3 separate regions of the Homo sapiens genome follow, and all the other regions are linked to region 2. A link is a contact called in ENCODE Hi-C or POLR2A ChIA-PET data. All regions are on one chromosome and are shown on one strand. Each heading gives the region's core, a stretch centred on a gene start or an enhancer-like site at or near the end of the contact. The rest is flanking DNA. Distances are from core to core; before and after follow the strand shown.

The links. A loop is a pair of places that touch in the nucleus more often than their neighbours do. ChIA-PET counts read pairs that join two places held with the same protein, here RNA polymerase II (POLR2A). Pooled maps may share reads with other maps.
Region 1: a map with no recorded cell type shows a loop between it and region 2 (7-fold over the local background). The contact joins two enhancer-like sites. A Hi-C loop is called at or near these places in 1 of 37 single-sample maps with no recorded cell type and 4 of 50 pooled maps. POLR2A ChIA-PET finds 5 or more read pairs at or near these places in 1 of 52 experiments (WTC11).
Region 3: a pooled map shows a loop between it and region 2 (5-fold over the local background). The contact joins two enhancer-like sites. A Hi-C loop is called at or near these places in 1 of 168 maps with a recorded cell type or tissue (CD8-positive, alpha-beta T cell) and 2 of 50 pooled maps. POLR2A ChIA-PET finds 5 or more read pairs at or near these places in 1 of 52 experiments (WTC11).

What each region holds. Positions count from the first base shown.
Region 1 is chr15:74,401,481-74,404,387 of GRCh38, reverse strand. No RefSeq gene overlaps it. Among named protein-coding and RNA genes, the nearest start is that of MIR6881, 8.5 kb to the left of the region's middle. RefSeq lists enhancers at 47-126, 387-656, 697-786, 336-1,301, 917-1,446 and 2 more and a silencer at 1,212-1,421. Within about 2 kb of position 1,292, at least 11 of the 41 ENCODE cell types and tissues checked have a DNase peak (open chromatin) inside an H3K27ac peak, as active enhancers do.
Region 2 is chr15:75,006,882-75,009,847 of GRCh38, reverse strand. All of the region lies in intron 1 of SCAMP5 (secretory carrier membrane protein 5), which reads right to left. Among named protein-coding and RNA genes, the nearest start is that of SCAMP5, 13 kb to the right of the region's middle. Within about 2 kb of position 1,492, at least 3 of the 41 ENCODE cell types and tissues checked have a DNase peak (open chromatin) inside an H3K27ac peak, as active enhancers do.
Region 3 is chr15:74,382,473-74,385,373 of GRCh38, reverse strand. All of the region lies in intron 2 of LINC02255 (long intergenic non-protein coding RNA 2255), which reads right to left. Among named protein-coding and RNA genes, the nearest start is that of LINC02255, 4.8 kb to the right of the region's middle. RefSeq lists enhancers at 156-275, 1-1,070, 996-1,255, 1,346-1,645, 1,889-2,389 and 2 more. Within about 2 kb of position 1,438, at least 10 of the 41 ENCODE cell types and tissues checked have a DNase peak (open chromatin) inside an H3K27ac peak, as active enhancers do.

The sequences.
Region 1 (2,907 bases), core at 43-2,542, 610 kb after region 2:
ATCAGGAAGCAGGGCAGTGTGCAAATGGTATGGAAATCACTTCTTGTGGGTGTTTGCCTATCTAGGGTGCTGGGGATACTTCCAGTCCACTTCCTGACCCCAGCCCTTGGTCCCTAGAGACAAAAGAGGAAGCTCTGGAGACTTTGAGCTCTGGGGGCAGATCGGGGGAACTGGGGCCCCCTTAGTCTTTCCCCAGCGAATGAGGGCTTGTAGCCCAGAGCATCCTCATCTCTCAATTCAGCAGGAGCCTAAAAATAGTCTGCAGTTTCAGCCTCCCCCACAGCCGCCCGCGCCAAGTGGGGCCCTGCGCCCGGCAGCTCCTCCACAATCCAGACTGTCTGCACAATCTGCCCCAGCTACCGACCCCCATCTCCTCGGCGTCTGTCCCATCCTGGCCCCTGAGAACCCTGAGCTCAGCACTCCCTGCTGTGAGGCCTGCTGAGGGTCTGCTTCACACTCTGCCTTTCCTAACAGCCTGGGCCCTGACCCCTGGAATTCCAGACCCCATGTTTTGTCCACTCTCCATTCTGGAGGGGACGCTAGCCAGACACAAGTGGGGTGAAGGTGTTGCAGGTAATGAAACCAGCACATGCAAAGCATGGGGTGCGAGAGAGCACAACATGCCATGGAAGGGGTGAGCCGGAAGGGCTGGGTGCACGGGATGGAGTACGGGGGCCAGTCCCAAGCTGGAAGGCAGCACCGCAGGTCTGTTGGCTCCCACCCCACGCGTGGATGCCCTGGAGTAGATGATGTCTTCGTCCAGCCCACGGTGGAGCAGGACTGCCCCTTGGATCAAGTAGCCTGCAGTAGCTCTGGTGCCACCCACACCTTGTGTAGAGCCCAGAAGGAACGCTTAGGTGCCAGGGCCTGTCTCCCTGTTTTGGGTCCTCCACATCTTGTGGGAAGCCCTGGTGCCTTCCGGCTCTGAGCTTCTGGGGTTCCTGCCTGCTTAGCAATACAGGAAGTCTCCTCAATGAGGTCCAGCAAGGGGAATGCCTCGAGGCAACCAGTACCTTGGTGGCAGAGCTGGAATGAAACCCTCCATATCCTGATGCCCAGCTGGGACCCGTCCCTCCCATCAATGTCGGGCGACCACTGCTGAGGACACATCCTGGTCAGAACCTGAGATACGGGGCTTGGGGACCTGCCCTGCAGAAGGGTTTCCTGGTGGCAGGAGTGAGTGTGCAGGTGACACTGCTGGCCCATGACGGTTCCACATTCTGAGTGAGCAGGGTCCCAGCTGCAGGAAGTGGTGGCGGCAGAAGTCACAGTCACCTTCCTCTCCTGGGGGCCGGCTTTCGGGGAAGCCAGGGGAAATGCTGAGCTCATGGGCTGTTCTTCCCACAGCTGGTTTCCAAGGCCTTTTCTTGTCCCTGACATCTCTCCACAGCCTCACCACAGCCCTCAGAGGCGGAATGCCATCGTGGGCATTACTGTCCCATTAGGCAGAGCAGGTGCAAGGCCAGCCTCTTGCTCTGAGCTACCTGCCCCTTCAGAGCCTGGCCTAGAACCTGGACTCCTGCCTCTTCCCACCTCCACACAACACCCTCCCCCAAGGAAACAGGGGTGGGTGGAATCTAGAAGCTTCTCAGGTGAGGTGAAGGTGTTGGGAAGGCATTAGAACTTGAGGTTTTCTCACCTCCACCAGCCCCTCATTTCCCAGCAGATGTGAGACCTCCTTGGTGTGCATGTCAGCCCGTGATAGGTCAGTCTCAGGACGTTTCCCCCAGCATGGGGCCTGTCAGAGGAGCTCCCCCTCCCCAGCCACCACAAGAGCCCAGTCACTGGGAGCGCCCCTGCACCCTGGAAGGCATCCGAGGGATCCAAGCCCATTCCTCAGCTTGAGGAAATGGCAGCCCCTGCAGAGGGCCCTGACTGGCCCTGTGAGTGTGGAGGTGGGGGCGTCCTAGCCCTGATACATCCTTTCCTGAACTCCACCCCAATCATGGGTATAAACACAGGCAGAACATCAATGAAGTGAGAGGAGAGTTGTCTGCCTTGGCAGCCAGCACCAGGGAAGATGGAACTGTGGCTTGTCTACCTGTCTGGCCTTCTGTTGTTCTCTGTCTCAGTCTCATTCTGTTTCCCTGTTGGTCTCTGTTTCTATTCTCTCTCTCTCTGTCTCTCCTTGTTCCTATTTCTCTCTCTGGCTTGACCTCTTATGCTCACTTACACAAAACAAGCATGCATATATACAACAGGTGGGCACATGGGACCACACGTATGACCTGCTCACCCATACACACGTACAAACATGCACATCTGTGCACACATGCATCCACACAGAATCCTCCCTCCTCAGATCCTGTATGTATATTCAGAGAAGGGGGTGGTGGTGAAGCTCTCTTTCCATGTATCCACAGGCTCAGGGAGAACCCACAGTTAATTTCCAGGCTGTTTCTGCCTCCCTGTCACTGGCAACTGGGAGCTTGGAGGAATAGGCTGGGATCCCCACTGATATCTGGGACTCTGGTGGGGATCTCTGGGCCATCATAACCTGCCAGTGAAGAGCATGAGAGGGGAGGGGGAGTCTCCGGAGGTGAGCAGAAGGGACGAGATAGGAAGATGAGATGTTGAGTTAGCAGTGCACTGGCCTGGAGGGCTCTCTGGCTCCTTCCCCTCCTGATGCTCTTCCTGGTGGTCCTGCTGAGATGCCCTATGACCCACCTGAGAGCTGGGGACCAGGGACGACTGGACCACAGGAGGCCCCAGAGGGAGGCGCCTGCAGGGAGGGAAGCCTCCTCAGTCATTTGCCCCACCCACAGAAAGCTGGAGGCTGGACGTCCCTAGGGTGTGTGGCCATGAGGAGAGAGCCTTTATTCCTGTCCTTTCAGGACAATGGGCCAGATGAGGCCCCACCAGGTACTTGGGTTTCCTGGGTGGGTCGGGGCTTTCCTGGAATGCTCA
Region 2 (2,966 bases), core at 243-2,742:
TACAGTTACAACTTGTGCAATCTCCTGTGTGTTAGACTTCCATGAGAAGTTTGCTTTAAAATAAAAACTTCAGGCTGGGCATAGTGGCTCACACCTGTAATCCCAGCATTTTGGGAGTCCGAGGCAGGAGGATCACTTGAGCCCAGTAGTTCAAGACCAGTCTGGCCAACACAGTGAGACTCCATCTCTACAAAAAATAAAAAATTAGGCAGGCACGATGGTGCGTGCCTGTAGTCCCAGTTCCTCAGGAGGCTGAAGTGGGAGGATTGCTTGAGTCCAGGAGGTAGAGGCTGCAGTGAGCCATGATTGCACCACTGCACTCCAGCCTGGGCAACAGAGCAAGACTGTCTCAAAGGAAAAAAAGCACACACACACACACACACACACACACACACACACACACACAAACTTCTAGCATTCCAGTCAAATTCTTCTGGACCTGATTAAAAGATCGGGCAATTACAATCTTCGGACTCTTTTGTGATATGGGATCAAATACAGATACAAAAACCCAGTAACATCTACCACAAAAAGAGAAGAGAAGGGTATGATAGAGACAATCAGGAAATGATACCCATACACAGGTGCATTAATTGCGGCACTGTTTTGAATAACAAAGGATTAGAAACCATCAATAGGGGACTGATTAAACCAATGGTAGTCATACAATGGACTGTTCCGCAGCTATTTTTAAAAATGCTTTGCAGCTGTTAAAAATTTTAAAAAGAGGAAGCAGTTCTCTGGGTACTGATATGCAAAAGTCTCCAAAAAGATGAGTAGTTAAAAAAAGCAAGATGTACAACAGTCTGTATGTTATACTTTTCATATTAAAAAAAAGGAAGAGAAGATAATAAGAATATATTTTCCTTTTAACCTAATAATCCTGCTCCTGTTAGTCATTTACCCAGATATAAGAAATGACAAACACACACGTTATTCGACATGACACTATTTGCATTAGCAAAATGCTTAAAGCAACCTAAATGTGACTATTTGAATATACGAGGTGCATCATACAATAGAGTATTACACAGATGTAAAAAAGATGCCAGCCATGGTGACTCACACCTGTAATCCCAGCACTTTCAGAGGCGAAGGCAGGAGGATCACTTGAGGTCAGGAGTTTGAGACCAGCCTGGCCAACATGGTGAAACCCCATCTCTACCAAAAAAATACAAAAATTAGCCAGGCATGATGGCATAAGCCTGTAATCCCAACTACTCAGGAGGCTGAGGTGGGAGAATCGCTTGAACCCAGGAGGCGGAGGTTGCAGTGAGCCAAGATTTCGCTGCTGCACTCCAGCCTGGGTGACAGAGTGAAACCATGTCTCAAAAAAAAAAAAAAAAGAATAAAGATGAGCTCAGTAAACTGCTGTGGAATGCTTTCCAGGATATATTAAGTAAAAAAAAAAAAGCAGAGCACAAAAAGTGTAAATCATATGCTACCCCTTATGTAAGAAAGGGGAAGTAAGAATGCACATATGAATTTGCTTATTTTTGCAAAAGAAACACAGGAAGAATCAACCAGAAAGTAATGAAATAGTCACCTACATAACGGAAGGGCTACGATGAGTAGAGAGACTTCCATTCTTTATATACTTATTAATAAGTTTTTTTAATATACTTGTACACATAAAATGACTTCCATATTTCAAAAACTTAAACCAAAAAGAAAAGCAAACTCTAAAACTGAAACAAAAACAAATCAAGCTAACTATACTTTAAATTGATAACAATCTCACAGACAAGAAAAAAAAAAGAGCCCAAGTAACTTTTGATCACAGTAATTCTGGGTTCTCCTATGTTCTCCTAGAAAGATAAACCTCAAGGGCAAAAATAACTGCAAACAGGCCGGGTGCAGTGGTTCATGACTGGAATTCCAGCACTTTGAGACACCAAGGCAGATGGATCGCTTGGGCCCAGGAGTTCGAGACCAGCCTGGGTAACACAGCAAGACCCCCGTCTCTACAAAAAATACAAACATGGCCAGGCATGGTAGCTCACGCCTGTAATCCCAGCACTTTGGGAAGCCGAGGCGGGTAGATCACCAGGTCAAGAGATCAAGACCATCCTGGCCAATATGGTGAAACCCTGTTCTCTACTAAAAATACAAAAATTACCTGGGCGTGGTGGCATGTGCCTGTAGTTCCAGCTACTCGGGAGGTTGAAGCAGGAGAATTGATTGAACCTGGGAGGCAGAGGTTGCAGTGAGCCGAGATCGTGCCACTGCCCTCCAGCCCGGCGACAGAGCAAGACTCCGTCTCAAAAAAACAAAAACAAAACAAAAAAAAACATTAGCGGGACATGGTGATGTGCGCCTGTAGTCCCAGCTTCTCATGAGGCTGAGGTGGGAGGATCACTTGAGCTCAGGAAGTCGAGGCTGCAATGAAGTGTGATTGCGCCACTGCACTCCAGCCCGGGCGGCAGAGCAAGACCCTGTCTCAAAAAAAGAAAAAGAAACTGCAAACAAGTCATGAATTTTAGCAAGTTTACTCTTACTGCTGGTACTGCTGTGACGACTCTAAAGCTTTGCCCGTATACTACAGGAGAGGGCAAATGAATCAGTGTGCTGATTATTTGGGGAAGGTGGTTTCTCACTGTAGGAGATACAATTCAGACCGCGGAAAGGTAAGAAAGAGCCTTGTGGTGTTGGATTCAAAGCGGAGGTATCAGTATGAACACAGAATTTTAAAAATATATATGGCTGGTCCCAAGCCAGGAAAAGGAAATACAAGGTTAGCCTGGAACATCTTGTGGTATCATAAAGAAGAAAGTACTCAATAACTAATGGAGGCAAGTCAAAAGGACACAAGAACCAGTCTGAAAGGGCTACCACCAACCAAATTTGGGACAATTAGACTATCAAAAGTAATAACCACGTGGATTTTTTTCTCTCTTTTTTTTCTTGAGACAGAGTCGCGCTCTGTTGCCCAGGCTGGAGTGCAGCAGCATGATCTCAGCTCACTG
Region 3 (2,901 bases), core at 189-2,688, 620 kb after region 2:
TGGGGCACTGCACCCTCTCTGGGAGTACCACTGAGCAGGGCGGGCAGGAAGGCTGGGCTTATTGCGTTTCAGGACCAGTCACTTCCTCTCTCTGGACCACACCTTTCAGATGAGCTCACCACCTACTTCAGTGCCCAGCCCACCCTGATGTTGCAGGAGCAAATAAGGTGATGAAGACTCTGAAAAGCAGAAATGTGGTATTATTAGTAGACTTCATATTTGACTTGCTAATTCACTTCCTAAAAATAGCTACATTTATTATAGCATGGGGAGAACCCTATGCTAGAGTTGGCGCCCTGGATTCTTGGTGCGGCTCTGTGACAGCTATGCTGTGTGACCTTGGGCTGGGTCCTAACCATTTCTGGTCGTCTGATTTCTAGGTGGAGGCTGGATAGTCCCTGAGGGCCATAGGCCCTGAGATTGGAACAGCAGCTGGATGCAAAATCATCAAGGAGGATGTGGACTGGATGTGGGCTCTGGAGGACTGGCTTCCTCTGAGTCACGGGTCAGAGCAATTGGTGCCACTGAGGCTGCCCCTGTAACCTGTTGGAGGGGTATTGAGTCTTGTGTCTTGCCTTGATCTTGAGGCCCCAGGGGCAGGTTGCCTGGTCCCCACCACAGAGCCCAACCATTAGGAGGCTCCAAGGACTGCAGATGAAAAGGGTCACAGAGAGGAGCTAGAGCCAGATGGGGTGGGGTGGGGGAAACCGTGGGACATCCAGCTGGCTGGGGAACCCACTCATTCACAGCACGTTTACTGAGGGCCTTCTATGTGCCTAGCACTGACTCTGCCACATGCTGCAGAGACAATGGAGGGTGAACTAGACCAGGCCCTGGTCCCTGCCCTCCTGGAGCTTCAGCTGTAGTACAGGAGGCAGGCACTCATCACTAACCACACAACTAAACTCTACAAAGGGCTCAGAGAGGGGTGCATGGTGCCAGGAGCACATGTAATGGGGGATTTGACTTAGGTGAGAGGTCAGAGAAAGCTCACTGGAGGAGGTGACATGGGTTGAAACCTGAAGGATGAGTAGGTACCTGCTAGGCAAAGCAGGGGTGGTAGGGGAATGCTAGGCAGAAGGAAGAGCAGAAACACTGGCCAGGTGGTGAGCAGGGGGTGCAGAGGGGCTAAGGGGAAGCCAGAGTGGCTGCAGTGGACACCGGGACCCAGGAGTCCTGCCTTTACCATCAGCTTGGTGAAAAAGCCCCTGAAGAGGAGATTTTTGATCTGAAGCAGCTGCTATGTGGGCCTGATGGTGGTTGAACCAGAGTGCGGGGGTTTAGATGGCCACGGGCCAGACTCAGACGTCAGCATGAGGCAACGGAAGGGATCAAGGTGGTTGTGTCTAGAGACACTGATTCATAGAAACTCTGGCCTGGAAGTGCACATGTCTGAGGACACAGGTTACCTGGTGGGTGTTTCTTCCTCCTTCCTGCACTCTCCTGTCTGGTTTCAGTTCTTCTGTCAGCCCCGTGAGTCACCGGCTCCTCCAGGTGGTGCAGGCCCGGGACCTGCCAGGATGCTGTCCCCACCCCCTGAATGTGCCCCCATCTCCATTTTCCTTGCCCCTCTGTCCCTGGGTGCCTGCTGTGACTCCCCAAGCCCCTGCCCACCCTGTCTGCTCTCTGTGTGGTGGAACCATCAGCCTGGGAGAACTGAAGAGTTAATTGTAGGACAACTGGCCCTGACAGGGGCTTTCCAGTAGACAGTGTGTGAACTTTGGTGTATGGTGGCATTGATGGGAAACCAAGGGGAGTGGTGCTGAAAGGGGCCCCTTGGAGACCATCTGTCCATGCTGCACAGGGCACAGTGGGCTTGGGGCTGAGGACCACCACGAAGCCTAGTAGCAGGGGATGGGAACCCCTAGCCCCCTGGTATTTTAAATCTTGGGAGAGGCAGGTGCGTGGGGCCTTTCTGACCTGGGGCCTCAAGATCCCCTGCCTCCTAGATCTTGTATTGCCAGCTGCTGTGGGGCTTTTGCCCCGAGAAGCTGGACTCCTGGGATTTTGAAGGGAGGCCTTGGGGGCACTCATTATAGCAGGGGTTCCCGCTGGGACCAGATCCAGAAGTTTGGTTAGGAATACAAGCCCTCGCCATTGGGAAGGGTCCCAGGGCTGATGGGGGTGACACGGAGCCCCCTGCACCCTGGCCATCTCTCCTGGGGGCCAGAGTGGCTCATCTTCTTGACCCCTGCGGCCCTGCTCACTCCCCCATGCCCCTGCTCTTCTTTAGCCATCCTGGAGAAAATTCTCTCTTGTCGCACCTAAGAGGGTCCTGAAACAGCAATAAGGACATCTAGCCCCTGTCTTCACATAGCACTGCAGTTGGCCACCCTTTCCCCACCTTCTCCTAGAGCATTATTTTGGGAAAGGGACACTCCCGGAATTGAGGTTGGATACTCAGTATAGAGGCCTCTAGAAGTTTCTCCTTAGGTCTAGCCTCCTTTGCAGGACAACTTTCTGTGGAAACCTGTGGCCTGGGAGACAGTCTCTTCTCCAGCCCCTTCCCCTCTCGAGAGAGCAGACTTTGGATGGAGCTGGGTGCATTTCTAGAATGTTCTCTCAACTGGTGGAGGTGCAAGGAGAAAGGAAGGGCTTGTTTCCTCCCTCGCTCAGGTTAGAAGGAGCTGGCATCAGAATGGGGCCGGGGAGTCCCATGCTCAGCTCTGTGTGCTGTTCTTCCCACCCCAGAAACCCTGCCTCCCACCTATGCCTTCTGTGTCCCCAGCCCTGGTTCTGCCCTGGGACCTTGGGATGGGCCTGAGGGCAGTGGCTGGGAGTCTGGGAGCTGTCACTCCTGGGGCAGTACCGCCCCCTGCTGGCCACCCAGAGAGGCCCGGAGGCTAGAAGTTTCATTCAGTGCCTGCTGGTCAGCCCAGTGCCAGCTGATTGGCCCCGTGG